2 separate regions of the Homo sapiens genome follow, and region 1 is linked to region 2. Evidence: chromatin contacts called from ENCODE Hi-C or POLR2A ChIA-PET data. All regions are on one chromosome and are shown on one strand. The core of a region is the stretch at or near the end of the contact, and the rest is flanking DNA. Distances in the headings are between cores, read along the strand shown. Region 1 holds the start of CAPS2 (calcyphosine 2). Region 2 has its middle 95 kb from the start of PHLDA1-AS1.

Region 1 (7,028 bases), core at 3,899-6,398, 600 kb before region 2:
CTAGTCAATGTATGTTATATATGTGCCCATTAAACAGTCCAAATGTGAAGAAACGTAACTTACACTGGTGGGCAAGAATTCTGGTTTGTCCATGACTCAGAAGTCCACCTTTGCTTTAATTAAAAAAAAAACTTTTTGAATCAGTATAAATATGAATATACCCTTTATACTTTAAGAGATACACAATAAGTCAATGCAATAAAGCTAATTATAATTTTTCTCAGTAAATTCTATATAATAAATACTTATTAAGCCCCTTCCTACTGTGCTTGAGACACAGATAAAAAGGCAAGTAAGACAGATAATCCCTAACCACATAGCACTCTGCTGGAGAAGACTTTCTCTCAAATAAACAATAATGGGAAAAAAAAGTCTATAACAGAGCAACTACATAGCAGTATGCCCAACCTACTCTAGGGAATTTAGGAAGCTTGTTTTTTTTTGTTTGTTTTTTTGTTTGTTTGTTTTGTTTTTTTCTTAAGGCAACCTTTAACAGGAGTTCTGAAAGATGAGGAGGAGTTAGCTAGATGAAAAGAGAAGAAAGAAAATTGGTTCAGCTAGGAAACAACTTGTACTGCACAGGCCTCCAGATAAGAGTTAGCATTTGGAAAGGGGTAAAATCCAGAGTGTGAGGGGGGGTAGGGCCAAGCTGTTACATTATAGTACAAGTTAGGGAACTTAGACCTTGTTTTTAAGGTAATGGGAAGACAGTGAAGGGTTTGACAAAGAAAGTAACAAACATGTATGTGTTTGTAAACATTCAATCTTATTGCCAAAAAAACTGCAAGTCATAAAAATTACAGCAAGCTTAGCCACCATGAAATAGAAGATATATATGAGTCTTAGGAAAACTTCAAGTTAATGAAAATAGAAAATAATTCACCCATCAGCACTTATACCCTATTTCTGAAATGTTATCTGACTTGTGCTTTTTTTGTGATATTAGTAGCAACCGTAAAAATTCCATTCTACTATTTTTCTTTTTTTATATTTTCCTTAAACAAATATTCTTAAATAACAATAATAATACAATAAGTTTAATTTTAAAAAATAAAACTAATTCAAGCAGTGGCAATTTTTCAAGTAATCATTATCTTCAATTTTGGTGGTTCCATTCTTCAAATCTAGGAAATGTTGATCCTAAATATCTGTGAATATAAGTAGTCATAAAACATGAAGAAAAGGTAAAAAAATTATTTATAAGTCATCCTGAAAGAAGAAAATTATATAGAGCTCACATACTTGTAGAGGCTTCTTTCTTCCAAAGAATGGCTGAATTTGGCTCCTAGAAGTGGCAGCAACTCCTTTAACCTCTAAATCCATTTGAGTTCCTGTGTTTATCATGCAGTATACTTTGAAAAAGGTAGAGTAAATGTTAAATGGTAATTCTTACTCTAATTTTAAATAAGTCATACAAATTACCTAACAAGTCTACCTGGAAAGAAATCATAAGGTTAATCACTTCTAGTGCTTTTACCAATATCAACTTTTTATAGGGCAATTACATTATGACCTGTGTTAGTATGAATAATGGGCCCCCAAAGAAGGCCATCTCTTAATCCTCAGACCCTGTAAATATACCACCTTACATGGCAAAAAGGACTTCAGATGTGTTTGAATTAAGAATTTTAAGATGGGGAGATTATCCTGGATTCTTTGGTGGGCTCAGTGTAACCACCAGAATCCTTGTAAGAGGGAAGCAAGAAGAACAGAGTGAGACAGAGAAGATGTAAGGATGGAAGCATAGGTCAGAGAGAGGTGAAGATGCTAGGCATTCTGGTTCTGAAGATGGAGGAAGAGGTCATGAGCAGCCTCCTGAAGGCAGAAGAGGCAAGGAATGGATTTTCCTATGGCGCTTCCAGAAAGAACCTGCCCTGTTGACAGCTCGATTTTAGCCCCTTAAGACTAATGTTGTACTTCTGACCTCCAGAACTATAAAATAATAAATTTATGTTGTTTTAAACCACTAAGTTTAAATAAATTTTTAGAGCAACAATAGAAAACTAATGCATCTCCCTCTTCTCTAATACCACCATGACATATACATTTATTTCCTTTACTCATTTCCCAAACCTTTATGAGTTTTGGTTTTGCCAGAGTAGGCTGATGAAAATATTTTTAACAAGCAGTATTCTTCATCTAGAACAAAGAATAAAATGGAGTAAATGGTCCAATTAGTAATAATGTGGTGATTGGTAAAAATGCTAACAAAAGGATATTGAAAGTAATCAACTTGCAAATATGTACAAAATAAAAATCAAATGAATATATTTCATTGAAATTTTTTATATTTTATACTTCACCTTTATATTACCAAGGATAATTTTACATTTAAATATTTATCCATACTTTTTCTATAGTCTTAGATTTATTTTAATAGTAAATTATTTCTGTTTTGTTTTTTAAAGGAAAGATAGCATGGCATCCTGCCAGCTTGGAATTAGACAGACATACATTGTAATCCTGATTTTTGCCATTTTCTTATAATTTAAGTTTGAGTAAAAACTTAATCTCTATGAACCAATGTTTCTATGTAATATGTAAAATGAATTTAATGTTAGTAATTTTCCTGGTGGAATAATGTAACATTCAATAAACGGTAGCCATCATTATTATTACAATATACTTTATTTATTAAAATTAAGTATATTTATTAAAATTATTAAAATATACTTTATTTATAAAATTAATAAAATATATTATTAAAATATACTTTTATTTCATGCCCAGTGAAAGATATCCCAATTCCTTACTAATTTATCTACATGGTTCTCTTCACCCCATCCCTAGAGCTTCTTCCTCTAAAAATTCCTTGCCATAAGCTTGGAACTCCACTCTAAAGTCAAGGAGACTTATCAACCAATAGTAAACATATTCTGAAAAAAAAATACAAATCATTAGATTCAAAAATTCTCCTATAGCACTACAGATGGCTTTCTTTCCAGAGCTATTTTTCACAAAGAAGCAACTTTTAAAAGTTGCTGTTGTTTTGTTTTGGAGGCCAGGGTTGGGTTGGTTGTTTAATCACACAAATTATTGTATTCGCGATGATGATTTCTGGCTAACAAACCCAAGTTGAGATAAGGACGCTGAACAATCAGCAAAGTGATTTTCTCCACACATCAGTCTCTCAATTATTTATATCCTAGTAACATTTATAGCTATTTCAAATCACTATAGGTCATTTCAAATCAGTATAATTTATTTGCAAATTTAAAAAGCGGCAACATGTAAATCCTCAAATGTCCAGGTCCTCCCAGTTCCTGTACTTCCCCAGTCAGGACAGTCTTCACTCTTCACTGTCATTAGATTTTCTTTCCCCTAATAAACAGTCAAGACCAAGAAGGTTGGCGTCTCCCACCCTTAACAAAGCATGGGTAGTAAATATTTTGTTAATAAGTAAATTAATGTATAGCAAAATACATGTATACATTTTACACATATTCTTAGATTCCTTTCTCTGCATCTAACTGTAACATAATCACAATGCCAACATACAAATTCTGTCTTCAATTAGATAAGATGTTTAAAGCATTGCATTATAGCTATTAGTCTTTAATGCTAGACTGTAAGCCTCATATTTGCTCACCCTATGTCTCAGGATTTAGAAAGCCCACAATGTAGTAGGAACTTAACAAATGTTTGTTAAATAAGTGAAGTCAGTCAATTCGGAATGACAAAACACAAAAGTGGTTAACTTAGATATAGTAAGAGTATTCAAAGGGCAATGCCGTCATACATGGAACACTTTCGGATCTATGGAATTAGAGCAGTCAGGCAACTGACACCCTATGTAGATAATTTTAAGATTTTGACAGGGCTTCAAAGACAAAAACAGCTCAACCTTCTGATCTTCAAACCGAGCCAGCTGAGATCCAGAAAAGTGAACTGTACTTCGCTAAATGTTTGCCAGTTATTGCAGACCCGAATTCACACGTGGGTTTCAGATCTCTTTTCAGTACTACATCCTCACTGGTAAAGGTAATAGAAGAATTCGAGGGGAATGAGCTGTAGGGACTAAAAAATTAGAAACCTAAACTTGGTGGCACAAGAATCAGCAAACAACTGGCTGTGAGTGAATCTTTGAAACCTATGCCAAGGGTTGTCTTTGTCATTAAGCACTGAATATCCAGCTGGGCTATGTTGGAGATAGGGAGTAGCAAAAGGAAGGGAAAGCACTTCTAAATGGCTTCTGTCCCCACTTAAATGGCTGCATGTCATGAGATGATATTGCTAGCATATAATAAATACTGTTGGCTAATGTCTTTAGTGCTACCAAAAATAACTGAACACACTTCCCATTTCCCTCATTTTTTTTTAAGGATGACTATTTCCACTTCCAATTATTATCACTTCTCTCGGTAGTAATATTACTGGCTATTATGTTACTTATATCAAATCAGAAAAAAATGAAAAGCAAAAAATAAACTGATTTAATTCAGCCCATAAATAAGAAAAAAAGAAAGAGATGTAAATACAATTTAGTATTTAAGCTACATGAAGGTAGGGACCAAGTCTATGTTGATCCCAGACGACTACAGACCCAGATATCTGAATTGAAACTTAGGTCATTCCTAATTTCAAGCAAAACAGGGTAATATCTCCTTTCACCCCATCACTCCCCCTGCTCCCAAATTATATTATAATTCAGAGCACCTGCAGTGTAGCAGAAGGAATTCCCCATCCCCTACCTAACTGGGATTCCTGGACAGGACAGGCGAGGGGCACAAGAGACAGTCAGCCTGATTTCACCTAACAAGCTCGGTAAGAAGAGGTCCAGAGTTAGAAGAGTTGGAAAAGGTATAAACTAGCGCGATTCCTCCAAAAACCGCATTCAGAAAGCTTTAGACAGGACAGTCTAGACAGTCCAGGCCCGCGTCTGCAGGTTGCCCGGCAACAGGCGCCGCAGCGCAGGGCTTCTGATTACACTCTGACCTCCAGGGACGAAAAGGTCGTCGGCCCAAGTCCCTTGTTCGTTCTACGCCACCTCCCGCCCCCGCCAATCTGCCTCCTCAGTTCCGCTGCCTGGCTGACCGGAACTGAGCTTGTGGCCGGAGACCCCGCCACGCTCTCAGAAGTACTTGCTGGCTGGAAAACCCAAAGGGGTGAAACCTCAGCTACAGCCGCCGCAGCCTCCCAGGGAACCGGCTCCGCGGCGCCCCTAAACCCCGGCGAGGAGCCGGAGCGGACTCACTCACCCGCGCTTCTCCTGAGCAGGGAAAGGGCCAAAGCCCGGCCCGGATCCACGGCGGTTGTTGTGTAATTCTTTGTCTAATTGAATTCTGTTTAACATATTTCATAAGGCACCTGTCTGTGCACAGAGCCCAGAATGACGTTTTGAGGAGAAGAAATTTAAGCATATGCTACAATATCTGCTCTCAAGGAGCTTGCACTTATTTTTTTTAAAGACTGTAATATATTATATAGAGATACATAGATATTAGACATGGATATTACTTTAAATTTGTGTGACTATGTACATATAGATGATTACATGAATAATTGCATATATATGTATGTGTATTTGTGTGTGTATATATAATTAAAATTTAAAATGATGTGTGGAAAGGGCAAAGGCCTAGAAATCAAGAAACCTGCATTTTATTCTTTGCCTTTTTTTTTTTTTGAGACGGAGTTTCCTTCTTGTTGCCCAGGCTGGAGTGCAATGGCACAATCTCGACTCACTGCAACCTCTGCCTCCCAGGTTCAAGCGATTCTCCTGCCCCAGCCTCCCAAGTAGTTGGGATTACATGCGCCCACCACCACGCCCGGTTAATATTTTGTATCTTTATATAGAGGGGGTTTCACCATGTTGGGCAGGCTGGTCTCGAACTCCTGACCTCAGGTGATACCCTGCCTCAGACTCCCAGAGTGCTGTGATTTACAGGCATGAGCCACCATGCCCGGCCTAAATATTTTTATGTATGCTCTGTACACAATATCTTGGCATCAACTCCTCATCTATAAAGGGAAAAAGCTGGTTTGAGATAATTCCAAGGATCCACTCCACTCTAATATGCACTAACTTTCCTAAATTACACAGCCAAGAGTCAGATATTCAAATTAGAAGTAAGAGTTTATGAAAGTTAATCCAGTTCTTTCATAATCATGTTTTTCTAATCTGCAGTAACTTTTCAAAATTAGCTCCCCTCAGAATGTATGTATCAAAACGTGAATATTTCCAGTATTTCCTGGTGCAAATTTGGGAGTAAAAATACAAATAAATTTTTAAAGTATAAAAATAGTGAAGGAAATGAGGTATAATGTAATCACTCTGTATTTTTCTGCTGCACTCCATAAAATTCATCTATCCATTACCCCCACATAGAAAGAAAAGCAAAAATAAATAGCAGAAAACACACATAAAAATAAAACAGAAAGCTAAATTTAACTTTTTTTTTTTTTTGAGACGGAGTCTCGCTCTGTCGCCCAGGCTGGAGTGCAGTGGCGGGATCTCGGCTCACTGCAAGCTCCGCCTCCCGGGTTCACGCCATTCTCCTGCCTCAGCCTCCCAAGTAGCTGGGACTACAGGCGCCCGCCACTACGCCCGGCTAATTTTTTGTATTTTTAGTAGAGACAGGGTTTCACCGTTTTAGCCGGGATGGTCTCGATCTCCTGACCTCGTGATCCGCCCCCCTCGGCCTCCCAAAGTGCTGGGATTACAGGCGTGAGCCACCGCGCCCGGCCTAAATTTAACTTTTAAAAAGTTATAAAAGAACTTAAAAATTCTGGTGCACCAACTAACCTTGGCCATTCCAGAAATAGATGTTCAAGAAAATAACATTAGGACATGCACTTGTTGATTCCTGGCAATTAGACTTTTTACACCTAAATTGTTTTAGTATTTCTGAATATAGCTGTCTAAGCCATTGGGAACATGATCTAAAAAACATAATGTATACAATTCAGACATTTTATTAAAAACGTCTCTTAGAAGAGCAATAATCTTGGATTATGTTTGACTATATATACTCTACTTTTGCCAATCTTTAAATTCATTACTCTATGAAATTTCTGTTGTTGTTACA
Region 2 (7,275 bases), core at 966-3,465:
TTTTTAATGTAGTGCTACATTTTAAAATCTGACATATTGGCTGGGCGCAGTGGCTCATGTCTGTAACCCTAGCACTTTGGGAGGCCAAGGCAGGTGGATCACGAGGTCAGGAGTTTAAGACCAGCCTGGCCAAGATGCTGAAACCCCGTTTCTACTAAAAATACGAAAATTAGCCCGGTGTGGTGGCACTCGCCTGTAAGCCCAACTACTCGGGAGGCTGAGGCAGGAGAATCACTTGAATCCGGGAGGCAGGGGTTGCAGTGAGCCGAGATCAAGCCACGGCACTCCAGCCTGGGTGACATCGCAAGACTCCATCTCAAAAAAAAAAAAAAAAATTACATATTCCCTTTAAAATATCAGGTTTCCCATTTCTTCTGAAAAGTGGGATGACCCAGCAACATTAGGCCCACATGTTGACAACTAACTGGAGCTAAAGAGAAAACAGCTGACTTGATCACACACACACACACACACACACGCACCCCTACATTCTGTGAATGCACACTCAATACATAAAACTGCCTCACTCACTACACAACCAGCCTGGATCCTGGCCATAGAATATACCTTTGTTCTTTGCTTATCCCGAACTCTAATTTAGTTCATCCTCCACTAATTTCCTACTTGGAGTCAACTGTTCACACTTATTCTCACTTCTTTTCAAAGTCCTCTTCTCTTTAACTAGCACTGTGGGCTTCTAGTCAGCTTCTCACCATGGTCCTTTCTACATTGTTGACACACTAAGTGGATGCCTCACCCATCTTCCAGCCCTGGAGTCATTGTTCAAAAGAGAAGCAGGATTTTCTGAGAGGTGGCTAAAGTTCAGGAGGCTGTCAAATTCCTGTGACACTAAAACCAGGAATATAGACTGATGATGGGAGATTAACACTTTCATAGCACCATCAGTTCCTATTTTCCTACAACCACATTCATTGCTATTTACCTATTTTTATCAGCCATTTTTGACCCTTCAGACCCAGAAAAGATTGGCAACTAAAATAAGCTATGCAAAAGAAAAATCCAAAGAATACTTTTTCCTCCTAAATTAGCAGACCCAACATATCTAAATATTAAACACCACCTAAAAACAAGGCAGTATTCAATAAAAATCTCTGCATTTCTTCCCACACTATCTACCCAGCAGGATGATACAAAAAATTATAAAGAAATAGAGTCCAAAATACAACGCTTGCATAAGTTTTAAAAGCATTGCTTGATATGCAAAGATACTAAAAAACAAAAGAAAAAATGTGCTATATTAAATGACAAGCAAAAACTTGATCGCTGTATGTTAATTATGTGTTATTCCAAAGAAATACAGGAAGAAAGGCTATAGCTGAAAGATCAAGAGTTGGCAGAATTGTTTATTGCTAAATTCTCTGTGAAGCAGCCTTATAAATGAGCCTTTCAGTAAATTCATTAACTAGCTGGTCTCAGTCTTAAACTGTCTGGCAAGGAATTGTGCTTATTGGCTAATAAGGCTAGCAACACCCTAAATGTGTTTGCTCATATACATTAATTCACTCAAAAAGTAATTAACGGGTCTAAAAGACTCAGTTCTGGGAGTCCTACTGACGTATGTGGTATAGCCATCCCATATTTTCCATGTTAACAAACTCTTTTCCATTGCATCTGGCTGAAGGCATCGCCTATCCTGGTGTTTATGACTCATGTAGTAGGGCCAAGACTGTTGCTCAAACAAGTTCTGATGGTTGAAACATTAGCCAGCAAGCCCCTTGGCCTCCCAGAAGCTCTAAGATGTCTTACTGTACCTCTTTCTCTGAATATCCTAAAATGCTGCTAACACTCGTCCCCCTGAACTATTATTGCTTTAACTGTATTTAAGGATGTTGCCTACAATTAGCTTTGAATATAGCAGTTTAGAGAGCAATATAAAAATGGTGTAAATGGTCAGTGAATGCATGAATGATCAATACATCAGAAAAGTGAAAAAAAAAAAAACTGGAACTGGTTAAAAGTTTTCAAAATAATTATTTCATAGGAACATTAATGAATACTTCATCTGGTCTCATGAAAAAGGAGTCAAGATCAAACAAAAGGAGTGTCTAATTATTAAACAACTATTTTTCTATGTTAGTGGAAACAAATCAAACTCTCAAACAATATGAAAACTATTTGTATACCTTTGGGAATATATATAAAAAAAATATGTGATGGATTCAGCTATGAAACAATGCTTTGTCTAACTGCCTGGTTACATGGTGCCTGAATAGAGGGTGAGGATGAGGAAAGAGATGACAAATCCACAGGAAATGATGAAAGAAATTCAGCCCAGGATTTGAAAATTACAATAAGTAATCTGCAATGCAGATAATCTACATAAAGAGTAAAGACAAATCACTGAAAACAGGCTGCATGCGGTGGCTCAAGCCTGTAATCCCAGCATTTTGGGAGGCCGAGGGGGGCAGATCACCTGAGGTCAGGAGTGCAAGACCAGCTTGGCCAACATGGAGTAACCCCATCTCTATTAAAATACAAAAATTAGCCGAGCATGATGATGGGTGCCTGTAATCCCAGCTACTCAGGAGGCTGAGACAGGAGAATCACTTGAACCCAGGAGATGGTAGCTGCAGTGAGCCGAGATCACACCACTGCACTCCAGCCTGGGGGGCTGAGCAAGACTCCATCTCAAAAAAAAAAAAAAAAAAAAAAAAAAAGAAAAGAAATTACTGAAAACAGCTAACTTCAAATTCAGCAAACTAAGTCAGATTCCGCTATGGCAAAGAGTTTGCCAAAAGTTATACTTTTGACCACAGTATTAGAATAGGAAGGAAGTAATACTGAAGACAAAATTCACTAAAATATTTTGGTTTCAGTTGGAACAAAAACATTCTCCTTTAAGGAACTGGTATTGTGGAGACTTGATGATATTCTAGGAAATGAAATGAGATAATGTTTTCGAAATAGCCCCACGATAATGTCAATGAGTAATTTCAGTTCTTATCACCATATGATGTGGTTAGTGAGCAGTACTGATACGGAGGGGAAAAAAAAGGTGTCAGAATGTTAAAAAAAAAAAAAAAAAAAAAAAGCCTCCCTCTCTCAGGAAAACAGCAATCAACAGCTACTGCTGCTGGACAAAAACCTAACACTTCTCAGTCATGGGGGAAAAATGTCTGAAAATGAGTTTCACTGTTTCTCAGCAAATGTTGGCTTAAATATCTTGGCTGTGCCCATCAGAATACCTATGCCCAGCTTCATAATCATAAAGAAAACAGGATTCCAGGTCATTTGTGCTACAAGAGACTCAAAAGGTCATTTGGCCCATGTCCAAATTGACACTAACTTTTCTCTATTACACAGCACACAAACTGCAGAGTCAGATCTATGGAACCAGGTCTTTCTCCTCTTCCTTGATCTATTTCTCTTCTTCTTTTAAAAATAACATAGATTGGCCAGGCATGGTGGCTCATGCCTGTAATCCCAGCACTTTGGGAGGCCAAGGCAGGTGGATCGCCTGAGGTCAGAAGTTCGACCCCAGTCTGGCCAACATAGTGAAACCCCATCTCTACTAAAAATACAAAAATTAGCGAGGCATGGTGGTGCATGCCTGTAATCCCAGCTACCGGGGGGCTGAGGCAGGAGTATTGCTTGAACCTGGGAGGAGGAGGTTGCAGTGAGCCGAGATCGTGCCACTGCACTCCAGCCTGCGCAATAGAGTGAGACTCTGTCTCAAATAAAAAAAAAATTAAAATAAAATAAAAATAACATAGATCAGGGTAGAAATATTGCTGAAGCTCAGTTGCAAATCTACGAAAGTACAAAAAGCTACCCACCTTGGTTCCATTTTCTCACCTCCCATTTACTTCTCACATAGTGTAACTGTCTCTGGGACACTTTTTATCCCTGCCTATTTCAGAGGTTTCAAATTTTCTTCAATGGTTCCTCTTGCCCCCAGGCCAGAGGTAGGGGCTCCCTTGGCTCAGCTTCTATAGCAACCTCCTCATACCTGTGTCACAGACAGTATTTATTATCTTGTTATTGTTGTTGCTTTAGAGACAGTCTCCGTTGCCCAGGCTGGGGTGCAGTGGTGTGATCATAGCTCACTGCTGACTCTAACTTCTGAGCTCAATTGATGCTTCTGCCTCAGCCTTCCCAGTAGTTGGGACTACAGGCATGCACCACTGCACCCAGCTAATTCTTTTATTTTTTGTAGAGATGGGGTCTCACTATGTTGCCCAGGCTGGTCTCGATCTCCTGGCCTCAAGCAATCCACTCGCCTCTGCCCCCCAAAGCTCTGGGATTATAGACATGAGCCAACACACCTGGCCTACTTTGTTTTTTAACCATCCTGTAATCTTCCTATCTCTTACCACACTCACAACACTGTGACTTCTTGGAAACAGTGATTTTGTCTTATTTATCTTTGTGAATGCCATTACACCCAGCCCATAGTGAAGATCAATAACTGTTTACTGAATAAATAAATAAATGTTACAAACTTTTGATCCTCTGAATGCTGGGAAAAAGGAGACAGCCAAAGTAACATGATGACACAGGATAATATATCTAGGCTATCTAAATATTTTTCAAGCAACAAAAGATCCCAATTTGGTGCTACACAATTTTTGCAATTAAAAAAAATCATGAAAGAAACTGCTAACTCTCAGACAGCAAATTATGCCCATTGCTTAAAATTCAATTAGCCTCTGCCTTTCCTCTTACTAGCCTCTCTGCCCCAAATGCCCCCTCTACAATTTATTCCCTGCCACCCATGTTCAAGGCTCAGCTCCTACATCAGTCCTCCACAGGACTTTCCTTGACCCCTTTGCAGATCCCAGTGTCCTTTATCATACCCTCCTCTGAGGTCTCACAGCATTTTATCTCTACCTCTCTTATTTGCCTCTTTACTGCTTGCATTTTACTTATTAGATATTTTATCTCCCCTGCCTCACTGAGCAACTTAAGAGAAGGGTTTCTATATACTCTGAAGATGCCTAACATAGCACCTTGCCCAAGGCAGAGCCTTAGTAAACAGTTTTCCAATTGCTAAAACAGGAAGTTCAGATTCCTTTCTTAAAGGCAGTAAGACACAAACAAATCATCATCTGCAAAATGAAGAGGAAGTCCTTTCCAGCTGGGACATTCCATGACCTGGGGAGCCAGGTCTGAACACTGGCCAGGACCACAGATACATCAATAGGTAAAGGACAGAGTAAAGCAGTGAGCATGGCCTATCATGAGAGATGTTTCGAGGCAGATAGATAAGGAGAGCACCTAACTTGGACCGGGGATTAGAGAGGAATTTCTAGTAGAGGTGACCCCCCTTTGACCTTAGCTAGAAGGTTGAGTTAAACAAAGGAAAGGAAGAACATTCTAATTGGAGCAGGCAGCATGGGCACAGGCTTAAGAAAATAGACCCTTTTCGGAAATGCAAGGAGTTGGGTTGTAGGAAAGGAGATGGGGAATGGCTGAAGAAGATGAAGAGGTAAGACTTCCCCAAGTAAAAAGAGCTTTATATATTCGCTCCCACACTTCTTTGTTTCACTGGAGGAATGGAAAGCTATTGGAGGGTTTCTTGCAGCATGGTAACCTGATTGCTCGGGGAGTAGTGTGGGAAGAAGATCAAAGGATCCTATATAGGAGGGAGAATGCCCTGTCATGGCCATTGCAGCAATCTATGTAAAATATGAGGAGCTTTGGGGAGGAGAACATGAAAAGAGAGTAATGTTAAGATTAATATCACTTGGTGGTTCATTAGACATGGGAGTAAAGATAGCAAGGAGACAGAGGAAGGCATCAAAGATAATTACCAAATTTCTGGCTCAGGCAACTAGGTAGACAGGGCTATCATTCACAGAGATAGACAATGCAGGAAGGAGAATAAATTAAGTGGGAAGGATCCATCTTTAGCTATGTTGAGTCTGAGTTGTCCAAGGAACATTAAATGTTTGTCCAATAGGCAATGGGTTACAGAGGTCCAGTTCACACTAGAAAGATTTCAGAGCCATTCATAGGAATAGATGAGATCATGCAGGGAAATGGTATAGAACTCACAAAATACTTAAGGCAGAAAGAGGAAGAAAAACCTTCAAAGAAATTGTGAAGTTGCCATCAGAGAGGTAGGAGAAAAACCAAGACAGGCCAAAGCTAGAGAATGTTTCAAGAACCAGTGCATGGCCAACACTGCAAAACACGGCAGAGATTTCAAATGAGATAAAGACTCAAAGGATGCCCACTGCATTTAGCCCAGAGGAGGTTTTTGGGGAGCTTGGAAAGCAAAGCACTATTTCTGAGGAGTGACAGAAACCAAAGCCAGGCAGTGGATTAGGGAGTACATGGAAGTTAAGAAAGTAGAAAAAAAATGAATTTAGAGAATTTTATAGAAGTTTGGCTTTGAAAGGAAGATGAGAGATGGAACCAAAATTAGAATGATACACAGGCCTGAAAATCTGCGGGTATAGGTGTATGTCAGTGCTGGGGGACTATTACTTGGTTGGTTAGTTTGTTTGTATAGTTGAGAGAGCCTTGAACATGTTTATATACTGACAGGAAAAAGTCAGGGGGAGATAAAGATGCCAAAAAGGGAGGATTAAAAAATGAAATGCACTCCCTAAGTAAGGAGGGAACCAGGGCACTGATGGAAGAATTAGCCTTAGATGGGAGTAAGAGACTACTTTCCTTAGAGACTAGCAGAGGAGGGAATGATGTATGCAGATGTTAATCAGGTTACAGACAGAAGGGCAGGGAGTTAAGGGACTCTTCCCATAAATACTGATCAGCTGTCAAGAATGAGAGTTGGTCATAGTAACGCAGTAACGGTTTCAAAAAGCAGACATGAGACCCTGTGTGTACACATACACACACACACACACATACACACACAGAGCAAGAAAAAAGAGAAAAGGAGGGGGAAACTTTACTTTAAAAAACTTAACAGACATGTCAACCCATCACAATAACATGTGCTTCATTTGGATCATGATTCAAACAGACTTTAAAAAATCAAAAGGCAATTTGGGAAATAAGAAAATTGCCTGCAGGTCTGCTGGTGTTAGGAAATTACTGTTAACTTTTTTGTTTAGATAATGCTGTTGTGGTTAATTTTTTAAGTGCCCTCATCTTTTAGACTACGCACAATATTTACAGATAAAATAATATGGTGTCAAGGATTTGTTTTAAAGCAATCTGGGGGTAGGATAAAGGCCCTAAATTAAACAAGATTGGCTGTAAGCTGAGTGATAGATATATAAAAGTTTATCAGACTATTCTCTCTTTTATATATATCTGAATTTTTCCATAATAAAAATTTTT

What was found. A loop is a pair of places that touch in the nucleus more often than their neighbours do. ChIA-PET counts read pairs that join two places held with the same protein, here RNA polymerase II (POLR2A). Pooled maps may share reads with other maps.
Region 1: a pooled map shows a loop between it and region 2 (4-fold over the local background). The contact joins the promoter of CAPS2 here to the enhancer-like site in region 2. A Hi-C loop is called at or near these places in 5 of 37 single-sample maps with no recorded cell type and 9 of 50 pooled maps. POLR2A ChIA-PET finds 5 or more read pairs at or near these places in 1 of 52 experiments (GM10248).

Annotation. Positions count from the first base shown.
Region 1 is chr12:75,325,176-75,332,203 of GRCh38, forward strand. It overlaps CAPS2 (calcyphosine 2), which reads right to left and starts at 5,149. Exons shown (of 17, transcript NM_001355024.4): 1 at 4,692-5,149; 2 at 1,243-1,352; 3 at 64-113. The coding sequence starts at 1,323. RefSeq lists an enhancer at 5,056-5,105.
Region 2 is chr12:75,931,681-75,938,955 of GRCh38, forward strand. No RefSeq gene overlaps it. Among named protein-coding and RNA genes, the nearest start is that of PHLDA1-AS1, 95 kb to the right of the region's middle. Within about 2 kb of position 2,216, at least 5 of the 41 ENCODE cell types and tissues checked have a DNase peak (open chromatin) inside an H3K27ac peak, as active enhancers do.